Regions from separate parts of the Mus musculus genome. Here region 2 is linked to region 1. A link is a loop called in an ENCODE intact Hi-C map of the cell type or tissue named here. Cell type or tissue: heart. All regions are shown on one strand. Links, peaks and the distances in the headings refer to the core of each region. The heading gives the core; the rest is flanking DNA. Region 1 has its middle 12 kb from the start of Gm22997. Region 2 has its middle 7.6 kb from the start of Gm30258.

What was found. Hi-C counts contacts between places; a loop is a spot of excess contacts. Peaks named below come from ENCODE experiments on the same cell type or tissue, not always from the same donor. Only the 100,000 strongest peaks of a DNase experiment are listed, where the experiment ranks them.
Region 2: it touches region 1 in a loop (7-fold over the local background); 26 of 42 quality-filtered maps call a loop at or near these places.

What each region holds. Positions count from the first base shown.
Region 1 is chr2:110,199,562-110,211,574 of GRCm38, reverse strand. It overlaps the pseudogene Gm13937. Among named protein-coding and RNA genes, the nearest start is that of Gm22997, 12 kb to the left of the region's middle. In heart, for the core only: no CTCF peak of the experiment used is centred there; no DNase peak of the experiment used is centred there; H3K4me3 peaks cover 261 bases; H3K27ac peaks cover 2,063 bases.
Region 2 is chr2:110,057,451-110,069,463 of GRCm38, reverse strand. It overlaps a transcript of Ccdc34 not described here. Among named protein-coding and RNA genes, the nearest start is that of Gm30258, 7.6 kb to the left of the region's middle. In heart, for the core only: a CTCF peak has its summit at 6,188 (motif pointing left); no DNase peak of the experiment used is centred there.

The sequences.
Region 1 (12,013 bases), core at 2,150-10,149:
ATTTTAAAATCAAGTTAGTCTTTGATCTTGTCAGCATTCATCCTAGACCTCTGCTGAGGTTTACTAGGTACTCAGAGATCTAATTAATTTCCCAATTTGCTTCTATTCAATTCTATTCCCATTAAGGATTCAGTAAGGAGAATTGAGTAGTAGAATAGAGCCAACTCCTCCCTAGTTCCTGAACATAAGCCCATGAAAGCCACCTCTCCATTGTTCTTCTTTGTGCCTGGCCCTCTCTTGGCTCCAGCTGATCACAGCTTGCTCACCCTACCATGGTCCCCTAATAAACTAGAACATATGAAATAAGCCTGTGATCTCTAGGCCTTGAGCCCAGAATTTTCCCCCTGTTCTCTTCCAGATAAATTCCACTGTCCTTCGAGGCCTGCAATAAATCTCTTCCCCACCTGAAGCTTCCATTATCCCTGTTGGAAAGCATTCTCTGGCCGCTGGCTCTCGGGGATCTTACTTTTTCCCTCAGTTATGGCGCTTACTTCATTCTGCCTCATGTTCCAAGAAGTTGTTTACCAGAACAGTCTTTCCCATGAGGCCAGAAGCAAATCAAAAGCAGGGAGCCTACTACATTCATTTCTGCTTCTGCTCCTCCTAGCCCCCCTCTATCCAGTGCTTTGCGTACTACAGTCCACAGACTGTTGAACTGTTCAATGAACCCACTGTTAGAGCCTCCAGGAGCGCTGGACATCTTGAGCGCCTTCTGAGGCATGAATGGTAACTACTTTGCCAAGAGCAGGAAGGAACTCATCCAAGCAACACCATATTTGGCCTGCCTGTGAGACCATTTGTTTTCCTGTTTTCCACTCATTCTTAATTACAATCGAGCTGCCTCATGCATTTCCTCTTTCTGCTACTGGAACACACTATCAGTTAGCTCTCTGTGTCAATTCAGTATTGATGTAGGAAGCTCCAGTCAGTAAGTTTCCTCCTTGTTTCCAGACATACTGAAGGAGTCCAACACCCAAGGCCAGCAGTCAGATTTCATTAGAGTTCCTGCCTCTCCCAGATGGCCTGGGCTGGGTTGAGAGGAAAAAGCTGGATAGAGACTGAAGACTGCACTCAAGCTTTGACCCTGCCACCTGCTTTTTATAACTCAGTTTCTTTATCTGTGAAATACGACAAGTAAGCCCTTGGTTAAAGGATAGACGGGAGTGGTTTTTGTAGACTCTGGATATAAAGCAAGCAATGTGCTGGGTCATGTACTGAAGTAGTTTTTCTACTGACTCTGTACCAGGAATAAGAGTGGCACGGCCCAGTTTGGATGATAAATCCTATCAAATAATAACTGGGGAAAGGTGCTGGAGCCACTGTCGCTGAGCCACGCTGCTTCTGCTCGCCCGTCACCCCCCCCCCCCCCCATCGTGCACTAGCGGTCTCAAAAGATTCAAAGTCCAAGATGGTGGCAACCCTCAAGGACCAGCTGATTGTGAATCTTCTTAAGGAAGAACAGGTCCTCCAGAACAAGATTACAGTTGTTGAGGGTTGGTACTGTTGGCATGGCTTGTGCCATCAGTATCTTAACGAAGGACTTGGCAGATGAGCTTGCCCTTGTTGACGTCATGGAAACCAAAGGGAGAGATGATGGATCTCCAGCATGGCAGCCTCTTCCTTAAAATACCAAAAATTATCTCCAGCAAAGACTATTGTGTAGTTGAAAACTCCAAGCTGGTCATCACAGCGGGGGCCATCAGCAAGAGGGAGAGAGCTGACTTAATCTGGTACAGAGAAACGTGAACATCTTCAAGTTCATCATTCCGAACAATGTGAAGTACAGTCCACACTGCAAGCTACTGGTTGTCTCAAATCCAGTGGATATCTTGACCTTTGTGGCTCGGAAAATCGGTGGCTTTCCCAAAAGCTGACTTATTGGAAGTGGTTGCAGTCTGGATTCAGCTCGGTTCTGTTACTTGATGGGAGAAAGGCTGAGGGTTCACCTGCTGAGCTGTCACGGCTGGGTCCTGGGAGAACATGGCGACTCTAGTGTGCCTGTGTGGAGTGGTGTGAACATTGCCGGCATCTCTCTAAAGTCTCTGAACCCAGAATTGGGCATTGATGCAGATAAGGAACAGTGGAAGGATGTTCATAAGCAGGTCGTTGACAGTGTGTATGAGGTGATTAAGCTGAAAGGTTACACATCCTGGACCATTGGCCTCTCTGTGGCAGACTTGGCCGAGAGCATAATGAAGAACCTTAGGCGGGTACATCCCATTTCCACCATGATTAAGGGTCTCTATGGAATCAATGATGATGTCTTCCTCAGTGTCCCATTGTATCCTGGGACAAAATAGAATCTCGGACGTTGTGAAGGTGACACTGACTCCCGAGGAAGAAGCCCGCCTGAAGAAGAGTGAAGACGCCCTCTGGGGAATCCAGAAGGAGCTGCAGTTCTAAAGTCTTCCCAGTGCCCAGGCTGCAGCAGGGTTTCTAGGGAGACCACACCCTTCTCGTCTGAGCTGTGGTTAGTACGATGGTGTTGAGGCGGTGTGGGGAAACATCTCAGTTCCCACAGCTCTGCCCTGCTGTCAAGTGGTGCTTGTCTAGTGTCTGGTTAGTGTGACAGTCCCACTATCTCCAAGACACACTGCCAACTGTGCAGGCTTCAATTACCCTGTGAGCCTGCTGCATTGCTGCCCTGCACACCCTCACCAAACGTGCCTAGGCCAATGAGTTCCCAGTTAGTCATAACCTGGCTCCAGTGTGTACATCCATTATGCATATCTTGTGCATAAATGTTCTACAGGATATTTTATGTATTATATGTGTCTGTAGTGTGCATTGCAATATTATGTGAAATGTAAGATCTGCATATGAATGATAGAACCAACCACTCAAGTGTCATGCCAATGATAACACCAAACTAACCTTGAACAGTGAAAAAAAAATAACTGGGTAAAAAGGGATCCGTCATTATCTCATCATCGGCTCATCATAGACAAACTGGCTCAGTGATTGGCAGTTACAGTCTCAGTATAGCTACAATTTTCTTCCCATTCATCTCCAAGACTCTTATGATGAAGTTGGCTTTAAGAATAGAGATTCCAGGAAAATTGGTCCTGCTTCTCATACCACTAAAGAGACTGTCATGTTGCTATTGGCTCCCTAACCAAGAGCACTCTGCATAATTCACTTAAGAAGACACCAATGTACCCAGCATTTCTTCACTTGCCTATACAAGCAGGGCAGCCAGGTTTATAGTATCCTATCATTCTTTATTAAGGAATAAATTCTGGGTATGTTGCTCAGCCTGAACAAGCCTCTAAGACACAGAATGGCTACAAGTTATGCTTTCAAGATCACAACATTAAGGCACTGTCTTGACTAGAGGCAATACAAGCTACAACCTAGAAATGTAGGGAAGGTTGACTGGTGGACTATAAGACATTCACCATTCACAAGGATAACCATAGCCTTTGATAACCATTGTCTTTGCTAACTCCGTAGAACTTAATCAAGTTTAAAGCTCCTCTGGTTGCCAGTATCCAAGGATTTGAACACATCGGTCCCAAATTTCCAGCAAGTCACGTCTCACATAGAGTGTCTCTGAGAAGGCGAACTAAAATCATAACCACATCCTCTAAAATCCTATGTATTTCTTGATTTGTAAAATGCCAAATAAACATGATCAAAGGGTGCAGAAGCAGAGACCTGATCCCATGGAAATGCCAAAAAGAGCAGAGGTTGTCCTGTGTTCTAACAAGTCCTACCTCATAGCCGATTCTGATCTTGGAAAGACTCAAAATGGAAAGTAGGAAATGGGTTTGGCCCTTAGAGTTTTGCACTCTAGAAAAAGAAAAAAAAATCATCAACAAGCTGTGTAACTGGCCGTTGCTTCCCCTCTAACCCTGACTTTCCTCATCTACAGAGTGATAGGGAAGAAGGGCCTGGCTCTCTCAGTACTCCGGCCTGTTGGCCATGAAGGCACAAAGTTTTCAAGGTTTTGCTATTTCCATTCATAGGAGGACACACACACACACACACACACACACACACACACACACACACCTGAGTCTGGTGGTATAGGCTTGTACTCCCAGATGTTCAGGAGGCAGAAGCAGAAGATTCATAAATTCAAGGCCTCCACAGGTTACAGAAAAGTTCAAGGCCAAGCTGGACAACTTAGTGAAATTCTATCTAGGTTACAGAGGAAATTCAAGACCAGGCTGAATAACTTTTGAAACCCTATCTCAACATTAAATGGGAGGGTGAGAGGCAGACCACTTACTATTAAACTATTCGTTTTGAGCACACATGAGAACCTGGAGTTTGACCTCCAGAAACCATGAAACGGGGAGGAGGGACAGCTAAGCATGTAATACATAGTTACAGCTAAGCATGGTGATACATAATTACAGCTAAGCACGGTGATACATAGTTGCAGCTAAGCATGGTGATTCCTAGTTACAGCTAAGCATGGTGATACATAGTTGCAACCTTAGTGCTAAGGAAGCAGAGACAGGCTGCATCCTAGGACTTGCAGGCCAACCAGTCCTTCCAACTTTGTAAGTAGCAGGCCATTGAGAGACCTTGTCTCAAAAGGATAGCACCTAAGAAATGTCCTCCCACCCCGCCTAAGAAACAACTCCTGAAGTTGTCCTCTGTTTTCTATAAACTAGTGCACACACATGTACCCATGTACACATAAATATGCTGCACACACATGCACATATGTATCTACAAAATAAGTTAAAGGTGGGGAACGGTGTGAATCCTACGCCTGTAATCTGAGTACTTCGGAGGCAAAAGCAGAGAATCTGGAGGCCAGTGCCGTCCTCAGCTACATAGTGAGCTCCAAGCGACTGTAGGTCTCATGAGACCCTGCCTCCAAGAACCCCCCCCCAAAAAAAAAACAAAATTCCAAAATGCCAGGTATGGTAGCTCACACCTATAATCCCGGTTGAGAAGCAGAAAGACACAGATATCACTGTAAGCTGTAGGCTAGCCTTGTCTACATAGCAAGATCCTACCTCAGAGAAAGAGAGGAGAGGGGGACCACTACAATCCAGAGGTAGAGCATTTGAATAATCTGTGTGCTACCATAGTTTCTCTCAACGGCCTGAAGTGGTGCGGCACATTTCGTGAGCACCCATACTGAACTCTTTGTTTAAAAAGATGTTTTTGGGATGGATTATCCCATAATCAGCCTCCAAACGCTGACACCACTGCATACACTAGAAAGATTTTGCTGAAAGGACCCTGATATAGCTGTGTCTTGTGAGGCTATGCGGGGCCTAGCAAACACAGAAGTGGATGCTCACAGTCAGCTATTGGATGAATCACAGGGCCCTCAATGGAGAGAAAGTACCCAAGGAGCTAAAGGGGTCTGCAACCCTATAGGTGGAACAACAATATGAACTATCCAGTACCCCCTGGAGCTCGTGTCTCTAGCTGCATATGTAGCAGAAGATGGCCTAGTCGGCCATCACTGGAAAGAGAGGCCCATTGGTCTTGCAAACTTTATCTGCCTCAGTACAGGGGAATGTCAGGGCCAAGAGGTGGGAGTGGGTGGGTAGGGGAGTGGGGGGGGGGTATGGGGGACTTTTGGGATAGCATTAGAAATGTAAATGAAGAAAATACCTAACAATAATAAAAAGATAGTTTTAAATACATATATTTAATTTTGTTCCACTGTGTGTTAGGTATATTAGAGCAAGTACTTAAAAGTCCCATGCCAACTCTGAGTTTCCAAGTTAGTTAAAGGAACATCATCCTATAGAAACAGTTACTTAAAATGAGAAAGAAAAGGTCAGCCTCCAAGTGTATAGGAATCAATGTCTTATGAAGTAGAGCCAACACCAAAGGACAATTTAACGGGGTGCCAGGTTGAACTCCTGGTGAGTACATGCAGTTTCCAGTTCTCTGCAGAGGAGCACAGACACCTGCAGCATTGCATAGACCTGTTCCGAGAATAACTGACTCAATCCTTAGAAGTAAGATCACCGTCTTTCTACTGAGTTGCAGAACTTTACTGTGTGGTATTCCTTCACAACTGAGAAACAAGCAACAGCATATTAAAAGCCAGTTGTGAGTGGCATTATGAGGAGTGAAAGACCAAGTTACAAGAGGTTGTCTATTGATAACCCAGATATCCAAAATATATTCTTATAAGAAAGACAAGCTACAGAAAGGAATAGAGTGAGAAAGTAAAGGTAAAGCTCACAGCATCAGCCCAATGAACTCTCATCTTTGTAGTTACAATTTTTAAAAAATTCGACAAGTTATTTTACAGTTTGGGGATCCTTATAAACTATTAACACTACATAAAACTCCTGGGTGGCGTTTCAACATTTGAAAAATGATGTATCTGGAATCCCGGACTACCAAACAAAGCAAAAGAAAAAGCATAAATTCAGGGATCGCCCTGGTTACTTGTGTGCCGCCACTAGAGGGCGCGTGGTACTCGCCTGTCAAAATACCTCACTGGTGTTACTGCGTTCTTGCTCCTTAAAAAAAAAGACTAGGAATCTCAGAATAAGTAAAGTCCCTTAGTTCATTTGGCGAAGTTAATCGCTGAGAAGCTGCAGCCTTCAGAAACAACTTGTGCCGTTTCTGCGGCCTTTAATCCCCTCTTCTAACATTGTCCTTGCTCAGACCTTGGGGCAGCATTGTCTTGCATCTCTGCCCCACCTCCCTCTTCTTCACTCCTACAAAAGGCTTTTCTGGGTTGTCTTAGTTTTTCCACAAGCTTCAAGCAATAAATAAGGCCCAGTCCTAGCATATACGGGTATAGCATGCTGAATGGAGTTAGTACGGAACAGTTGGGGCTGCTGGATTCTAGATCTGAGATATGGTTGCATAAAGGTAAAAGAAACAGTGTCTTTCAGCCCATTTTTACTGACAATCTAGTGTCCATTGACTTTGAAGCATGACAATTTGTGGGTCAGTACAACTGAAACATTCTTTTAGAGAGCTTCCACAAAATAGTTAAAGTAGCTTTGAATGTAAAATGGACAGGAAAGGTCAGAAAGGGTGCACAAATTTGAAGGGACTTTAAAGACTAAGCATTAGGGATAGACTTACGTAGGCTCTCATTGTCTTTAATCCATTGCCAAAGTCTATGTTCAAAACGCTTAGATCTTCTAATTTATAGAGAGTACATGGATGATTGATTGCTCATGTCTGCTGTGAGCACAGAATATGGTTCAGGCATCATTTCTTTTTCCTTTTGCATTAGCAAAACTAAATCCCACCCAAGGGAAATAACCTGGTCAAGGTCACTTAGCATAGGGAAGAGGGGGAGGGGGAGAATTTTCAGAGCACTATAACCTTGCGGCAGGTCAATGCCCTGTGAAACATAGAACCATATGTTTCCTGTTCTGAAGGCCACAACGACTCCCACATCAGACAATTGGAACACAGAACAATCTAGGACAACTGGAATGCCTTGAAAAAATTCTTCTTTTAAAAGTATTTCATGGTTTCTTTTCCTTTTCTATTTCTTCTTGGGAAATCATCACACGTTTTTAAAATATATATATATATATATATATATATATATATATATATATATATATATATATAAAATAAAGGATAGCAGTAGGATTTACATAGACAAATTGTGTTTCCTGTCCTAATTCCTCCAGCTGTGAAAAGACCCCCACCCTCCTCATTTCTTTGGTTTTTCTTTGAAGCATTCTTATATCTTCATATCTTCAGACATTGCATTTCCACTGATTTGGAGGTACCATAAGAAACGTGAAAATATAAAATTATATAAAAAATTGAATCATGCAGGTTGTAATGTGATTCTTCACTAAAAATTGTGTTTCAAAGGTTTCTAAAAATCCCAGTTTCTGCTAGAAAAAAAAAATGTTAAGGCAATTGCATGATGGAAAGTGACACCTCCCTGCCACTTCAGGAGGCAGTTGACAAGTGACCTACCATGTAAGCTGCCTGGGGCCTATGACACAGAGTGTTCCTCAGCTAAGGTAATGTACAAGTTGAAGCTAGAGTTGAACTGTTTATGACAAGGGAGGAGAGAAACCCAGCCTTGTGTCCTAGGCTCCCCTTCTTTATAGGTGTGGTTCTCTCATCTCTCAGTAGTTAGCAAGTAAAGGTGTTTTGTTTTGTTTTGTTTTGTTTTTTTGTTTTTTTTCCCCCCAAACGAAGTGACTTTATGAGCCTGCCCAGGACACTTTCCTCCATCCCTGTTAGAGAAACAGTGAGGCACAGCGCAGGTTCTGCTGCCATGAATTGCAATGATGGCCCCTGAAACCTCGGCTTCAACTCCACGTTGAAATGTTACCTTCTTCTAAGACTCTATGGGAGCGCCTTCCTCACCTAAGCCACCCCGGTTTCCCTCTTGCAGTGGGACCACTGCTCTGTCAACTTCTGTGCTTTGTAGCTTATTATCGTCCCTGTTCTCCTCGGCATGCTCAACTCTCCTTCATTCAGTCTTCAAAGGCTTTCAAGCTGCTCTTAGAACAAAATCCAAGAACCGTAGGAAATTGTCTGCCAAGTCGGTCATGGCTCTCCTCTTGTCTGCTTTTCTATGCATCTACTCTCCTCTGCCCCTTCGATCACAAGAGCATCCCTGTCCTTTTCCAAGCTTGTTGCATTTTGGGGTAGCAGCCTGGTGAGGCAGGTTCATTCCCTCCCCCTGTGTGCAATTGTTTCCTTCTTATCTCAGTACAAAAGTCACCTTCCCAGAAACGTGCCTGATTACCAGGAACAGCCCACAGACCCACACCCCTAGGAAGGCCCTTTTGACAAACACTCTTTTATTGCCTTCTCACTTCTTATCACCACTGAAATTGTTTTTCTGATCACTTTGTCATTAATTTTTACTCTAAGAGCTCACTGTCGGGAATTCTGGCTTCTGCCTCCCCTATTCTAATCTTTGTCTCTAGCATTTGGTACAGTGCTGATCATCCACTGGAAAAAGCATTGTACAAATGAACGTTTATGTTGTTGGTGCAGTGTCCTGATGTTTACTAACAGCAATGGAGTCCAGTCCGCACTAGCAAGGATGTTCACACCATCTATGGTTTCTTACAGACCTCATCTTCTATGAGAAGGATCATCTTTGCTATGTATATTTATTGACATATATTGCCCTCCCTGTCCAGACTGACTTCAGAGATGCAAAGAAACCCAATTACCTTGTACTTTAAGTAAAGCTATTCTAGCTCTTAACTCTTCCCAGCCATGTGTATTACTGTCCAATGTCTGTGAACTGGAAAAAGTCTGAGACCCAATCAGAGGCTGCACTCCTGTCACTGGTCCTTCTAATGTGTTAATTACATGAAGCAGCCAGCGTGGGTGATCTTAAAACCCCACATTCAATCCTGTCACTCTGTGGTCTTAAACTCCTTAATAGCTTTCTTTTTCCTTGTCAAACGATCCCTGATCTTTTATGGGACTATGAGCAAACTATGTTCTGGTCCTGCCACCACCCCAGCCCCATGCCTGCATGCTCTTCATAGCCCACTGTGTATGTGCTCTGAAATACTCCAGATGGAGAGACACACTGGAACACTCTTAGTAACAAGCAAAACAAAATGTATGAGTTTCTACTTCCTTCAGACAGTTTCTAGTGCTGATTCCCTGGAGGTAAAAATTAACAACAACAACAAAAAAGTTAGTAACGTTCGTTAGGAACAGGAAGCCTGGCGGAGCCTTGGCACTGTGCGCTGGCTAAGAACAAGCCATTAATGTTCAAGGTAACTGGTGAAAATGAAAAGAATACTAAGATTGACTCTATCCTGTTTTCATAACATTCATTATAGCAAATTTTGGGGGTCATTGTTATTGCCCTTTTAAATGAAAAGTGCTATTTACTTATGTATCTATTAACTGCCTCTTCCTCCAACTGTGGAAAACGGAGATTCCCCTTCACTTGTGTACACAGTATATTGTCCTAGTTAGTGTAGACAGTCTCCATATATGTTTATGTGTGTGTTTGTATGTGCACTTCCTTGTCACAGACAAGTTATTTAAATTATCTAGTCCTTGAGTGTCCTCACACAAGTGAACCTCTGGAACATATTTTGTAATTGTAGATCCTTATGTTGATATTGCAACTAAGAAAGGAAGTTTCTGAAGTAAGTTTCCTTCTTTGTATTTGCCTACTTTTCACTTTGACGTTACCAATTCGGTTCCTTAAATACTTACATAAATCTCCTTTTCTCGGTCACATCCTTGTCCTCTCCAGCTCTGGCAGTTGAGGTTGGGCCTTGGTTGACAAGACCCCACCCCTCCACAGTGGTCATGCTTTGACCATTCTCTAAGTTCTTCTTTGTGGACAGAAAGGTATTATTTTAAGTTTGATTTTAATCTAGATTTTGGGCCCCTGGACATTAAATCATCAGGTACTTTCCAGCAGCCTCCATTTTGCTCCATGGTAAACATCATCTCCCTCAGAGCATGCTCTGTTGGTCCATCCACACAGACTGCATTTTCAAACAGAAAGCCCCTGACACTTCCATTAAGAAGGATGGTTTGGGGTGGAGGGTGAATGGTTGGAATCTCCCATATTTCACCGAATTTAAAATGAAGGGTCACCTTGGGCCATTTAAGTCCTCCATCCACAATATCATCTGGGGCAGGGTCATCAATTCTGAACTCAGCCCCGTGTGATCGTAGTACTGGGGCAGAGCCAGGGGCATTGGATGAGCTGATGTTCCTTGCCAGCTTATCCTCAAAGGAGATATCATAGACTGTTCACAAACAGCAAGACGGAAAAGCAGTGGGGAGTTTCCAGCTGCACATAGGGGGAAACAGACATTTTTTTAACAGTATGAGAGATAAAAAATACAGGAGAGATGGCTCACGAGGAGAATTTGTCAGCATGTTTAAGTTGTGACAGTTGAGAGTTTCAACTATCTTAAGCAGAAGCCAAGGAACAAGAATCACCCGGCTATGTTTTTATAGTCTCCATTTAACTAATGCTGCAAGATCAAGAAATGGATTATTAACAAAAGTAGACTGTGAAGACTGGCCCATTTTAAATGAATGAGTTATGACAGTGGAAATTGTGCCTATTAGAAATTCTTGTATATAAGGATTAGATTACCCCAATTTTTATTGTTATTTACATTTAAGAAAAGAGATTAAAAGACTCCAGGTCAATATATAAGACAGTATAAGAACAATCAGTAAAAATTATCTACAACAAAAGAATTCTGGGTAAACCTAGTTTTTGGTTTTTAGAGGCAGCTGATATGCAAATTCAGAATTTTTTATGGCTATGCCTTCGTGACTATGTGAGTATATACTACAAGTGTATGTGTGTCCAAAGAAACCAGAAGACAGTGTGGGGTCCCGTGTGAGCTTTCCGACTTTGTTCTAGAAACTGAATTCAGCTCATCTGTAAGAGAAGGCACACTGACTGCTTAGCCATCTCTCCAGCCCCAGGACCAAGCATAAACCTGGGATTGGTTTTGTGTTGGTAACAGTGTGGAAGAGATGTCTATTACCAGGAAAATTTTGTTCTGACAACAGGTTCATGGGGTCTCATGTGTATCTTATTGTGTTTCTTAAGAAAGGAACTTACTGTGAACTTAAGAAAGGACGAATTGTTTTTAAGCATTCATACTTGTGAGATTTTTAAAATTTGTTTTTGTTTTGTTGTTTTGTTTTGGTTTTGGCCTTCCAGATTAATTGCATGTCTCTTATCTCCAGGGCCCAAACGTCTGCTTATATAGAGACTGAAAGTCATAATTAGGCAAGGCTCCTGCTTTTGTGTGGGCCTGTGTACCATGAGTCATGGCCAGAGAGTCTAACAGCCCTGGAGGTGTTCTCTCTGTAAAGGAAAGAAGGGAAGGCAGTTACAAAGCATAGAACTGGGTGAGATTGTTAGAAATTTCATTATTATCCTTCTCAAAGATCTTCAAAATAAATTTTAATACACAAAACTATGCAAATGAGGAGTTTTTACCTCCTAAAAGAATTTGGGAAAATGTGTTCAAACTTTCCACTTCCCTGTTCCGTCTTTCAGCCTGTCTCCTTTCTTGCCTTCCTCGCTAGAGTGACGCAAAACAAACATATGATCAAGAGAAGAGCC
Region 2 (12,013 bases), core at 2,544-10,543, 140 kb after region 1:
TGTTTGTCCTTTATACACGGGAATGTTCATTTTGGGGGGGGGGGGGAGCAGTAGGGCAGAATCTAGGCATAGTATAGACCCACCTGCCAGTGGCTAATACTGTAGAGAAACTTCATTTCTCATTCACTAAAGGCAACAGACCAGCATGCTTCCTCAGAAACAACATAGAATTGTTTTAGTTCCTGGCTCCCATTAAACCATGCCATGCTCCATGCATCAAAATGTTTCTGGGTCTGTTCCCCTCCAGAAAGAGAGAAACAACATAGTATTCAGAAACACAGTTCTTTTTAATTAACCCAGATGGGATTTGTTACTATTCTTCCTCTGGTTCCATAATAAATCTTTATAATTAAATAACAGATACTTGCTAGTCTGATGCATGCAGAAGCCAGGGGGAAGCTGTTCTCAGCACAGAAAAATGGAACAGAGGAGAGATGAGAGGAAAAGATGAGCAAGTTCCTTGGACTTTTTCCCTTAGATAAGTGGAGGTTATATTCAGAGCAGACACTCCATAGCTTGTCTGAGGAGACTTCCTGATCTTGGGCTTCTTGCCTGTTGATTGGTTAGAAAAAAAGAAGGCTGCCAAGGCTTTGGTTAGAATCTGGTACCTAGAGCACAGCAAGGAGATGTACTAATTACAAGTAATAAAAGCTCTTGTTATTAGTGTTTATAGAACACGGTACTAGTCTATGCAATGAGGGAGAGGTGGGCGTGATAAGAAGATGTTCTATGGGACCCACAGATCAAACGGGTTTCCAGTCCATGACCTCATGATGACACCCACTCCTCCAAACTATAAACCATTACTTAACGGCCATCTGGAGATATGTGCTTGGCATAATTTAAAAATATTGATGTTGAGGCTGGCAGATAAGCACTGTGGATCTTGTGCCGTATGAAGAATTCATTAAAAAAAAAAAAAAAAAGCCTATTAGCAGCTGAGGTCACACTGGATAAATTCAGCTGCCAAGAGAATCAGACAGAAGAAAAAGATAAGTAATGACCATGGAAGAGGACCAGGGAAAGGCAATACATCGTGCAAGGCAGAGATTGTCACTACAGAGAAGGTATGCAAGCTCAAGGCCTGCCTGGGTTACAGAATTTCAATATCAGCTTGGGCAACTTAGTGAAATACTGTCACAAAAACTGAAAAGTTAAATCAAAACCATAAATAAGGGATGCTGAGATATAGCTCTGTGGAACACTTGTGTAGCACACAAAAGTCACCTAGATTCAATCCTTCAATCTATGCTATGAAAAAAGAAAGAGAGAGAAGGCAGGAAGTGTGCAGGAATAATCTTGTTGATCGGGACTGACTTTATCCAGTATAAGCAATGGCAGATTGTGCACTCTAGACCTGGCCCCAGATTTACTACTCAAACCCAGAGTTTAATGGTACTTTCCTGTATGAGGATTACTAGAAACACATAGAACCTCATACCTTAGCCTCATACATCATTTCCCTGATGGTGTGCATTACGCATCTGAAATCTGTTCAAGAATGTAGAATTCTCTAGAGACTAAAACTGACCTAGCGAGGAAAAGCTTTGCCACCCTGATTATATAAATACAAACTGCTCAGTCTGTCAGTGTGACTTGTCTGCATATGATTTCAGCGACGACCACGTGGTAGGGGAAGACTATTTCTCCCGTTCTCAGCATATCTTAGTGGCCTATAGTTCCCTGTCTATGAAGGAGGTCCCTGAGATTCCCCCGTTTATGTTAGCATATATGTTGGTGTACTTGTTCAAATCTTGTTTAGGCAGAACACATAAAATTCAAATACAAAATTCCCCACACCAAGTGCATTTCAAGAAAAGACAGTTTGTTGAAATGCTAGTAGGAGAGAGGAAATAGGATTTGATGAGTTTAATGCTAATTTATAATCTTCAAGCCTATAGAACAGAAGTCATGACCTCTAATACACCTAGTTTAACTAAGAAAACAGAAATTGTGTAAATAATTAATTTATCTTAGTTACATAAGAAGAACCAAGTTAGTGGTCTAAAAGCAGTTGGTAATCCATGTAAAATCACGATGGAATAGCAAGAAAAATGTGAAATTCCTCCATCCCTGGAAAATGACTCATTCTTTTCACAAGTAATAATGGGACTGGGTTCCTAGTGATAAGGGGAAAGGGAAAAAATATTTTACTTAGAATCAAAATAGGGGTAGGTTAGTGGTTGGATGATTGCCTAGAAAGAGAAAAGGAAGGAGCAGAAGAGAGGAGAGAAACAGAGGGAGGGATGCAGGAACGGAAAGGAGAGGAAGGAGGGAGGGAGGGAGGAAGAGAGGGGAGAGGAGAGAAAGGAAGAGGAGAGAGGAGAAAAATAGGGAAAGAAGGAAACATTGGCATACAGAATCTCTCTCATCCAATCTCCAGAATGTTGCTGCTTGAAAGATATACTCCTTAACAGAGGAATGGATACAGAAAATGTCGTGCGTTTACACAATGGAGTACTACTTAGCTATCAAAAACGATGAATTCATGAAGTTCTTTGGCAAATGGATGGAATTAGAAAACATCTTCCTGAGTGAGGTAACCCAATCACAAAAGAACACACATGGTATGCATTCACTGATAAGTGGATATTAGCCCAGATGTTTGGAATACCCAAGTAAAATTCACAAACCACATGAAGCTCAAGAAGAAGGAAGACCACAGTGTGGATACTTCAGTTCTTCTTAGAAGGGGGATCAAAATAACCATGGGAGGAATTACAGAGACAAAGTTTAGAGCAGAAACTGAAGGAAAGGCCATCCAATGACTACCCCACCTGGGGATCCATCCCATATACAGTTACCAAACCCAGACACTATTGCGGATGCCAACAAGTGCTTGCTGACAGGAGCCTGATAAAGCTGTCTCCTGAGAGGCTTTGCCAGTGCCTGACAATTATGGAAGTGGATGCTCACAGAGTCCCCAATGGAGGAGCTAGAGAAAGGACCCAAGAAGCTGAAGGGGTTTGCAGCCCCATAGGAGGAACAACAATATGAACCAACCAGTACCCACAGAGCTCCCAGGGACTAAACCACCAATCAAAGAATACACAAGTAGGGACTCAAGGCTCCAGCCACATACGTAACAGAGGATGGCCTTGTGGGACATCAATGAAAGGAGAGGTCATTGGTCTTGTGAAGGCTTGATGTCCCAGTGTAGGGGAATGCTAGGACAGGGAAGTGGGAGTGGATGGGTTAGTGAACAGGGGGAGGGAGGATGGGATGGGGGGGTCAGAGGGGAAATGAGGAAAGAGAATAAAATTTGAAATGTAAATAAAAAATATAATAAAAACTAATTTTAAAAACAAGAAGCTATACTCAAGCGTGCTCACCAACAATAAAAACCTCAAACATGTTTTACAGTTTCTGTAGGAGAAAAAGGAGGCTCTTCTTAATCCTATTTGCAGTGTGTATGCTCTACAAGTCTGCTTTTGCCAGTCTCATTTCTAAAAATTGGACTTCAAAAACATGGTTTTCCAATTATTAATTTAGAAGTTTGAAATTATGACCTTATGATTTTCCATGGGCTCTGAAATCATGACATATTTATTCTTAATTTTCTAAGTCTCAGAAGACCAGATTAGAAAAGGTAGTCCTTATCTTACCAACATTATATGTCAAACTAAAATAGGAAATAGAAATTAAACCACATGGAGCCTACAGAGCCTGTTCCAGACCCACCACCTTGACATCTGAGAGAACCTTAGCAACATGGGGGTCTCAGCTCCATCTCTAGCTCCACTCCCAGAACTACTGCCTACATTTTAAAGAAAGACCCCAGGGATTCCCTCGTCTGTGAAAATATGTTAAGCCCCAATGTTGGCAATGGTGCCCTATTGCTTCTTTTTGGACTTTCTCTGCTTGATAGCTTTACAAAGACTGTGGTGTGAGAAAAATGACTCCGTGCAATCATTAACAGAAGCATTAAGCAAACTGCTTATATTTTTTTTCTAGGAAATGTACTATTATTAGCATAGTTGATCTGAAATAAGAAAAACACAACCTTCAACTTGCTGTGACCCTAATCTGCAGGATTGTGTGTGTGTGTGTGTGTGTGTGTGTGTGTGTGTGTGTGTGAGAGAGAGAGAGAGAGAGAGAGAGAGAGAGAGACAGAGAGAAGAGAGAGAATACCATGATGTTGGCTGGGTAACATGATGTTGGGAGAACCTCGGAAGAGTTGAGGGAGAAGAAACAATGTGATCAAAATATAAAAAAAAATTTAAATCAAAATTTAAACAATAAAAAACATTTCTTTGCATAGCACCCGGTATATGAAACCATGTATTTACTATTTTCTGCCATATTTGTTTTATTGCAGGATAGAATCAAGAGACCTGTAAAGAAGAGAGATCAAGGGTTGAGATTGTAAATACTGATTTTTCAATTTGGTAGTGTCTAGAATCTATGAGTAGACAAAGTTCTGGGCATGTCTGTGGGAATTTTCTAGATTGAGTAAGCTAGGGTGGAAAATCCACCTTAAATACAGAAACACCATCCTGTCAGCCAAGATTCAAGGCAGATGAAAACGAAACAGACAGGCTGGGGAGAAGGCTGGAGTCAGATCCTCAGTGCTCATGTTAGTGCCCGGAGCCTTAGCACACATCTGTAATCCCCGTGCTGCAGAATCAAAGCCAGGAGATCTCTGAGGCTCTCTGTCCAGCCAGATTAGCCAATAGGCCAACCCTGTGTTCAGTCTCAAAGCCATAGGATGCCAAGTGATTGTGGGAGACAGCCATGTCAATTGATGGCCTTCACATACACACTCACACTTGTATGAATACATTCATGGAAAACACAAACTCCTACATATAGTACACACATATGCCCACATTCTCACAAAATAATAATTAATAAATAATGAAAATCAAAAGAGAGGAGCAAGCTAAGTCCCAGCACTCCCTCTCTGCTTCCTGAGTGCAAACACAATGTGAGCAGTGGCCACACTTTCCTGCTGCCGTAACTTCCTCTCCATGATGACTGGCACCTCTGAACTGTGAGCCAAGATAAACAAACCCTTTCTTCCTTGAGTTATTTTTGTCAGGTATTTTTCCATAAAAGTGTGAAACTGATACACAAGTCCACCTTCTCCAAATAAATGTGGGTAAAAACGTCGTAAATTGTAAGAGTTTTGAGCTCCTTCTAAGCATCGTTCTTCTTGGTGTGGTACATGAATCTGGTCACTGGTGTTCCACCCTGCACAAAGAGAGCTCAGTGGACCATGTGTGTGTGTGTGTGTGTGTGTGTGTGTGTGTGTTTGTGTTTTTTTGTGTGTGTTTGTGTGTTTGTTTGCATATATACATATGTACATACGGAGTAGATGTGTGTCTGTCTGAATCAAAGAGAGAAAGAAATGGAACCTGAAAAGGGGATGAATATCCCCAGTATTCTGATTGCCTAACACCAAGTCCAATGTCTTTCACTGTATTATGCCTTTTCTATCAGACTGTCCTGGTTACATACCCTGTCTTGTTACATACCCTGTTATGTAACAGTAATCCCCTTTTAAGTTACCAAGATTCCTCTCATATCAACCCTACCATGACACTTTTGAGGGCTATGGGGGCACCAACAGAAAAGTCAAAGCTAACAACATACTTTCTCTTCTTGCTGGGTATAAAATTTCACGTGTCACAAGGAATAATTTTACTAACAAAAAAATGTTTTTTTGCTGCTTTTGACTTTCTGGTAAGTTCCATTGCTCTATTCTATGCCTCCCATATTTCAAAATTGATTCTCAGGGCTGATGAGATGGCTCAGTGGGTAAAGGAGCTTGTTGCCAAGTCTAGCCACCTGAATTCGAACCCTGGACTTCACATGCTGTGAGAAGAGAACCAACTCCAACAAATTGTCCTCAGTGCACACAGGTTCCATGGTGCATAGACACATACACTGAATTTTAAAACGTAGTAAAAATATTTAAATTGATTTTCTATGAACTAAATTCAAATTCACCTTTAAAAGTTGGAAGGAAGACCGTTAGTAACAAAGGTGTTTTGTTTTGTTTTGTTTTCCTACTTAAAAAAAAGCATCAGTGTGGGACTGGAGAGATGGCTTCCTGGTTAAGAATGTGTACTCATAACTGTATTATTTTTGAAGAAGTGATTCTTCATAGAGGCCTCAAGCTTTCAAGAGTAGATGCCATTGGCTTCTCTCTCCCCTGAGTCCTAAAGCTCCCTCTAGTGACCATGACTATGTGCCAACAACAGATCTGGATAGTAAACACATTCTAAATTACCCTGCTTTAAATAACAGCTTGTGTCTATACTATAGAATCTGTAGCATTTCCACAAATGTCAGCTCATTTAGTACAAGGCTTATGAACTTGTAGTCAATACAGTAAACTGAGGCTGAGAGGTAGTCTGGCCCTGCACAGTTACTTGGCTGGAGGTAAGAAACCAGGGCTAGAAGCAGCCAGATCTTCTGAAGTCCCTCATATTGCGGTCCTGCATTTTCCACAACAAGCATGTAAAGTCACCCATGGATATTCACATAGACTCTGCTATCCGTTCCACTGATAGAAGCACTTTCAAGAGAGTTACAGACATGATTCTTGACTTTCAGGACAAGAATTAAGCACGTCTACTTCCAAAGGATTCTATGCAGTTTCAAGGATTTCTGGATCCTGCAGGATTCCAAGGACTCCAAGTTAAGATTCCCCTCAGCATCCGAATGCAATCTTGTGATACCGAGAAGTTAAGGAAGATGAAATTTGAAGTTCTTTACTCTTCCCCTTAATTATGATGTTTCCCAGACTTATTTAGTTGTCTCTTCAGCTCATACTCAGACCACTTAAAATGATTAAAGAAATTAGTATCTATTTGCTAAGGTTTAAGGGAAAGTGAGTGAATGCTGTCCCCATGGAATCCTAGTGTTCCCACAGGCGTGTCTAAGATTAGCAACAGACTGAGATATTCAAGAAAAGTAGCAATTTGGAAGCATTTCCCCCCTCAAATATAAAAACATACCGCAGTCTAACTGGCTGGTTCAGTCTAACTGAAATGGTGACATCATGAATACAGAATGGCTTTATTCAGTGATGGCAACTCAGTGCTGCTTCGAAATTCCTAGGGCTTTTCAACCTGGTATTTTCAACGGCTGTAGAAAAGCCAGAATGAACAGTCACGGATCACTAATTCACCTAAATATCTGCCCCTCTCCCATGACTTAACTCAAGTTTAGTTTTATTGTGTGTCGGGGGTCGGGTGGGGGGGGGGATGGACTTTTACCATGTGTCCTAAACTAGCCTCCAACTTGCTGTGTGTTCTTCCCAAGTCTTCTCCATAAACAGCCCATTCATTCATGTTCCTAACAGCCCAAGCTGGCCGGAGTGCACATCCAACAAATATTTAATGATTGAATGTATAAATGGTCTTTATTGGGTCAACTTCTCTGGGAGCCTTTTATATCCTTTCCTCTAGTCAACCAGTGGTCCTTCCTTACCTATGGCATTCCCTTAGAACCTTCCACACACAACTTTCCTAATGCCATGACCCTATAATTCCTCATGTTTTGGTGACCCCCCCCCAACTATAAAACTATGTTCAGTGCTACTTCATACCTGAAATTTTGCTGCTGATATTTATTGTGATGTAAATATCTGGTTCAGTCTAACTGAAATGGTGACGTCATGAATACAGAATGGCTTTATTCAGTGATGGCAACTCAGTGCTGCCTCAAAATTTCAATGGTCTTAGACGACTCCTGAGGAAAGGTCAATGGTTGTTAGCCACAGGTAGAGACCCATTGATATAGATACGTGACCATGCTTATAAAAAGGTCTGTTCTCAGACCAGCGAGATGGCTCAGCAGATAAAGGTACTAATCATACAATCCCAAGGACCTGAATTCCATCCCCAGAACTCACAGAAAAAGCTGTATGGGGTGGCATGCATCTGTAATCCCAGCACTCCTTCAGCAAGATGGGAGGTGAGAACAGAATTGCCCATACGATCAAGGGTCAGATTGCAGTAGACAGTACAGCAGCAGAAACAAAGAAGGCAGAAGATGACTCCCCAAAGTCATCCTCTGACTTCCACACGAATGCTGTGGCATATAAGGGCATATGCATGCTTACCCCATCCCAACATACACATGCTAAACTTTTTTAAGTTTTCTTCTCTATTCTATGACTCATTCCTACAGTCTGATTTGGAGGGCAAACATGCCTAAGCAATATAAGCAATAATACCAGCTTTCTTCTTTAAGCCACCTCATACAACCAGCTGAAAACATACCTTCACTTACTCCTGTCCTTTCCCCTTCCTATTCTCGTCCCAGGAGAGATCTCAGAAATAACTATATATTAACATTCCATAGCCTCAAAGATCCTGCTCCACCAATGGAATTGCCTCTTGGTTATGTTTATCTCAACCATTTAAAATCTGCCCCTCCCATGCCTTAAAAATGTGTTATACATGGACAATATGCAAACAATCTATCAAATTAAATAATAAGCTAGGCACAGTGGTGTATACCTGTAATTCCATGCCTTAAGAGATGGATGCTGCTGTGTAAAGTAAAAGTTTCCTCCGAGATGGAAATATGCTATCCTGTAGTGAAGCTTTTTAAACAAGAAGGTAAACTACTCAAAATAACTTCAGGAAATCCCTAAAACTGACCAGATTCACTACCACACCCCACCTCCCCACCCCCAACACCTGCTACCCCAGTGCCAGAGTAAGCAGTAAACATTGCCAAAAGGATTCTCAGATAAGCCACGCTACAGAGAAGGCTCAAACACTGAACAAGCTGCCTGGAAGAAGCAGAAAGCAGCAGCGCTACCTGGGAGAGATTTCTTCCACTTGGGATACCTGGAAAGGACACTCTCCAACCTGTTGAGCTGCCTGCAGGTTGTGCTGTGGGCTCCAGGTTCCCAGCTTTGTGAGCTGTCACCCCATGCTGGGGTGGACTTTGGTAATGTAGCTGTCGTTGAGTCATTTCTGCTCCCATAAGTGACCTTCCCCATATTCTTGTAGGTAATCCCAACAAAACACATTGGTTTACCAAGTTGGATATTGGTAGATCCATACTTTAATCTGCCAAAAGCTTCCTCTCTGCTATGAGCAGATGTGTGTGCTGTGTTTCCCAAGGAAACGTTTGTCACACAACAAATGCAGAAAATAATAAACATGAGGTCATCTTATACAAAATGAATTCAAGGCTAGTCTGGGATATGTGATCCCCTGCCTCATGTTTCCTTGGGAAACACAACACACACATCTACTCACACCAGACAGGGAGCCTTTGACGGATTAAAGTATGGATACTACCAATATCCAACTTGGTGATCCAATGAGCTTTCCTGGGATCACCTACAGGAATATGTTGGAGGCAGGAGGATCAGGAGTTTGAAGGCAGTTACTTATGGGAGCAGCAATGACTCCTGTGCTTTGTTTTGTTTTGTAGAATCATAAATTTTCAAAAATCTTACGTCTGCATTTTCATCCCTCTCCCTCCCCTTTCTCACATGTATGTGTGTGTATTATTGAAATTATAGGAAAGGCCAAACTAAAAGATAGGAAAAGAAAACACAGGCCCTGGAGAATGACCATATTTTAGATGTAAACTCATGTGTCAACCATTCATGGGCCAAAAAAGACAGACACCAAAATCTGCCCAAGAAAAACAGCCTCTGCATAGAATTTAGGACTTACTGGCTCAGTTTCTGTGACAACACCTAAGTACACAGAGTGAGTGGATATGATTATCTGTAACTTACCATGTTTTACTGAGGTGTGCTCATTTGTCTTGCTTCATCGATGGAAAACAGTGGTGGCTGTTTCAGGGTGTCCCTACCTCGAAGTTCAAAGAAGATTTGCTAAAAGACACTTTATCTCCCCTGATTTTATCTATGCATAGATTGAGCTCACCCATGCGTGTGCTGTTTTCTATACCTTTATCCTTCTCCAAAGGATATTTTCATCAATACATATGTTATAAGAAAGAAAAGTATGAAAGAATGACCATGACTCTGCCGTCGTACAAGCAATTCCCCTTCTCTGGCTGCTGACAAGTTTCTATTATTAAATGCCTTTGGAGGATGGGCGCTATGCTGGGTATATGGAAACCCAGTTCTGCTATTAACTAGTAAGGTAGCTTCTCTGTGCTATTTTTTTTCCTGTTGGTAAAAATACTAATAGAAAATACCCATGCGATAGAAAATGCACGAGAGCTTTAAATAAGAGGTACATAATAGACAGCGTCTGCTATACCATTACTTACAGCTATTTAAGTTAGCCACCCTTTGATGTAGAAACAGTGGTTCTAGTTTATAGACAAGAGGATATTTGGCTTGGAACTCCCAAAAAACATGCTGATGCTGAGCAAATGATGGATCAGTTAGAACCTGACCCGTTTCTGCCTGCTTTTGAAGCTCTTTAAGTTTACATTGCCTCTTCAGTCTGATACATTTTCATTCTTACCTTGGATGTAATAACCTGCTTTCTCATCCGTGATCCTGGAAGAATATCAGTGCCCACCTCCTGGATCTATTAGCGTGGGCACTTAATAAACACCATTTCCAGGTTTGTCCTATTGATGTTCCATTCTGAACTTAGCACTACCTTCAGACTTTCCATAGAAGAAAAACCAAAGTTTGGTTGCCCAGTAAAGGAATGACCAGTTTTAACCTCATCTTTCAGAGTGACAGGATCCTTAGACTACAGGTCTTTTTAATCTGTTTAACATTTTATTTCTAAATCTCTCTTTGAACCTCTCTTGGAAAACCCTTAACGTCTTTATGTAAGAACAACAGACTCCAACCACCTGAAATAACAAAAGCGGGGATTTTTAAAGGGAGATCTGTTTGTTCTGGAATACCATGAAAGCAGTCAGCTAATTCAGCAGATTAATAGCTTCAAAGCAGTTCAATTTGACCAACTCCAAGCCAAAACAGCCCTCATGGTCACCATGCAAATGTTATCTAACGACTGGCCTGACCAAAAATCATAAAGCTGCATGTAAGAGAAAAGCATAAAGTGGGGCCAGAGATAATAGGCAACAGTTTTGTGTTTGATTGCTTCAGCAGTTGCTCCGTCTTCTCTTTCTTCAGCTGAGAATTTCAAATGCTTTTCTGAAATTCAGAGGACTTTAACAGGGACTCCGTAAAAATAGTCTTGTCAGAACTAGCAGAACTCTTTACTTTTGCAGGGAACTAAAGACTCAGACAGTATTCAAAGGGCCTACTTAGCCCACATCAGTGTTTGATTGAAAACGTTAGTGGAGGTAACTAGTGGCCTACATAATCCGAAAATAGTTTATTCAATTCTGGAATGTGAGTTGGTATTTGCATTTGATCTTGGATCTATCTGGTGTTCTTGGAATTGGCAGCTAAAACAAAATAGTAAGCTCAAACTGTTTAACTCAACCAGGAAAAGCATTTCCGATCCCCTCTCTACCTTGAACTTGCCCTCACCTCTACCTGTTTGGTTTGTGGAGAAATGAGGAGCAAACTCAGAACTTGACACGTGGCTAGCAAACACTCTACTAATTTAGCTACATTGCTATCTCTAAAGCATTGCTTTAAAATTATTTTATTGTATTCTTGGTATGTGTGTGTCTGTGTGTGTGTGTGTCTGTGTGTGTGTGTATACACATATACGTGCATATGCATGCCTGAATAAGTCAGATGATAACTTGTGGGAGTTGGTTCTTCTACTTACGCATCAAACACTGGTTATCAGGCATGGTGGTAAGTACCTTTATTATTTGAGCTATCTCACTGACCCCACAAAATGTCTAAACATGTAATAAACAGAAGACACAATTTTCCTAGTGAGAAGCCCTTGATTAATTGCCATCTCTTATATCATCTAGAATATGACAAACCTGCATCAATTACTTGCAATCTGCAAACACCCTATGGGGGTTCTTTTGTTTGATGGTTTCATTATTCTGATATATTATTTATTAACAGCTTGCATGTTTAACTTTCAAGAGTCAATGTCTACAACACCTGAATTCAATGCTTTGAAAAGCCTATCTGACCCAGGGCAAGCACAAAACTTTCATAATA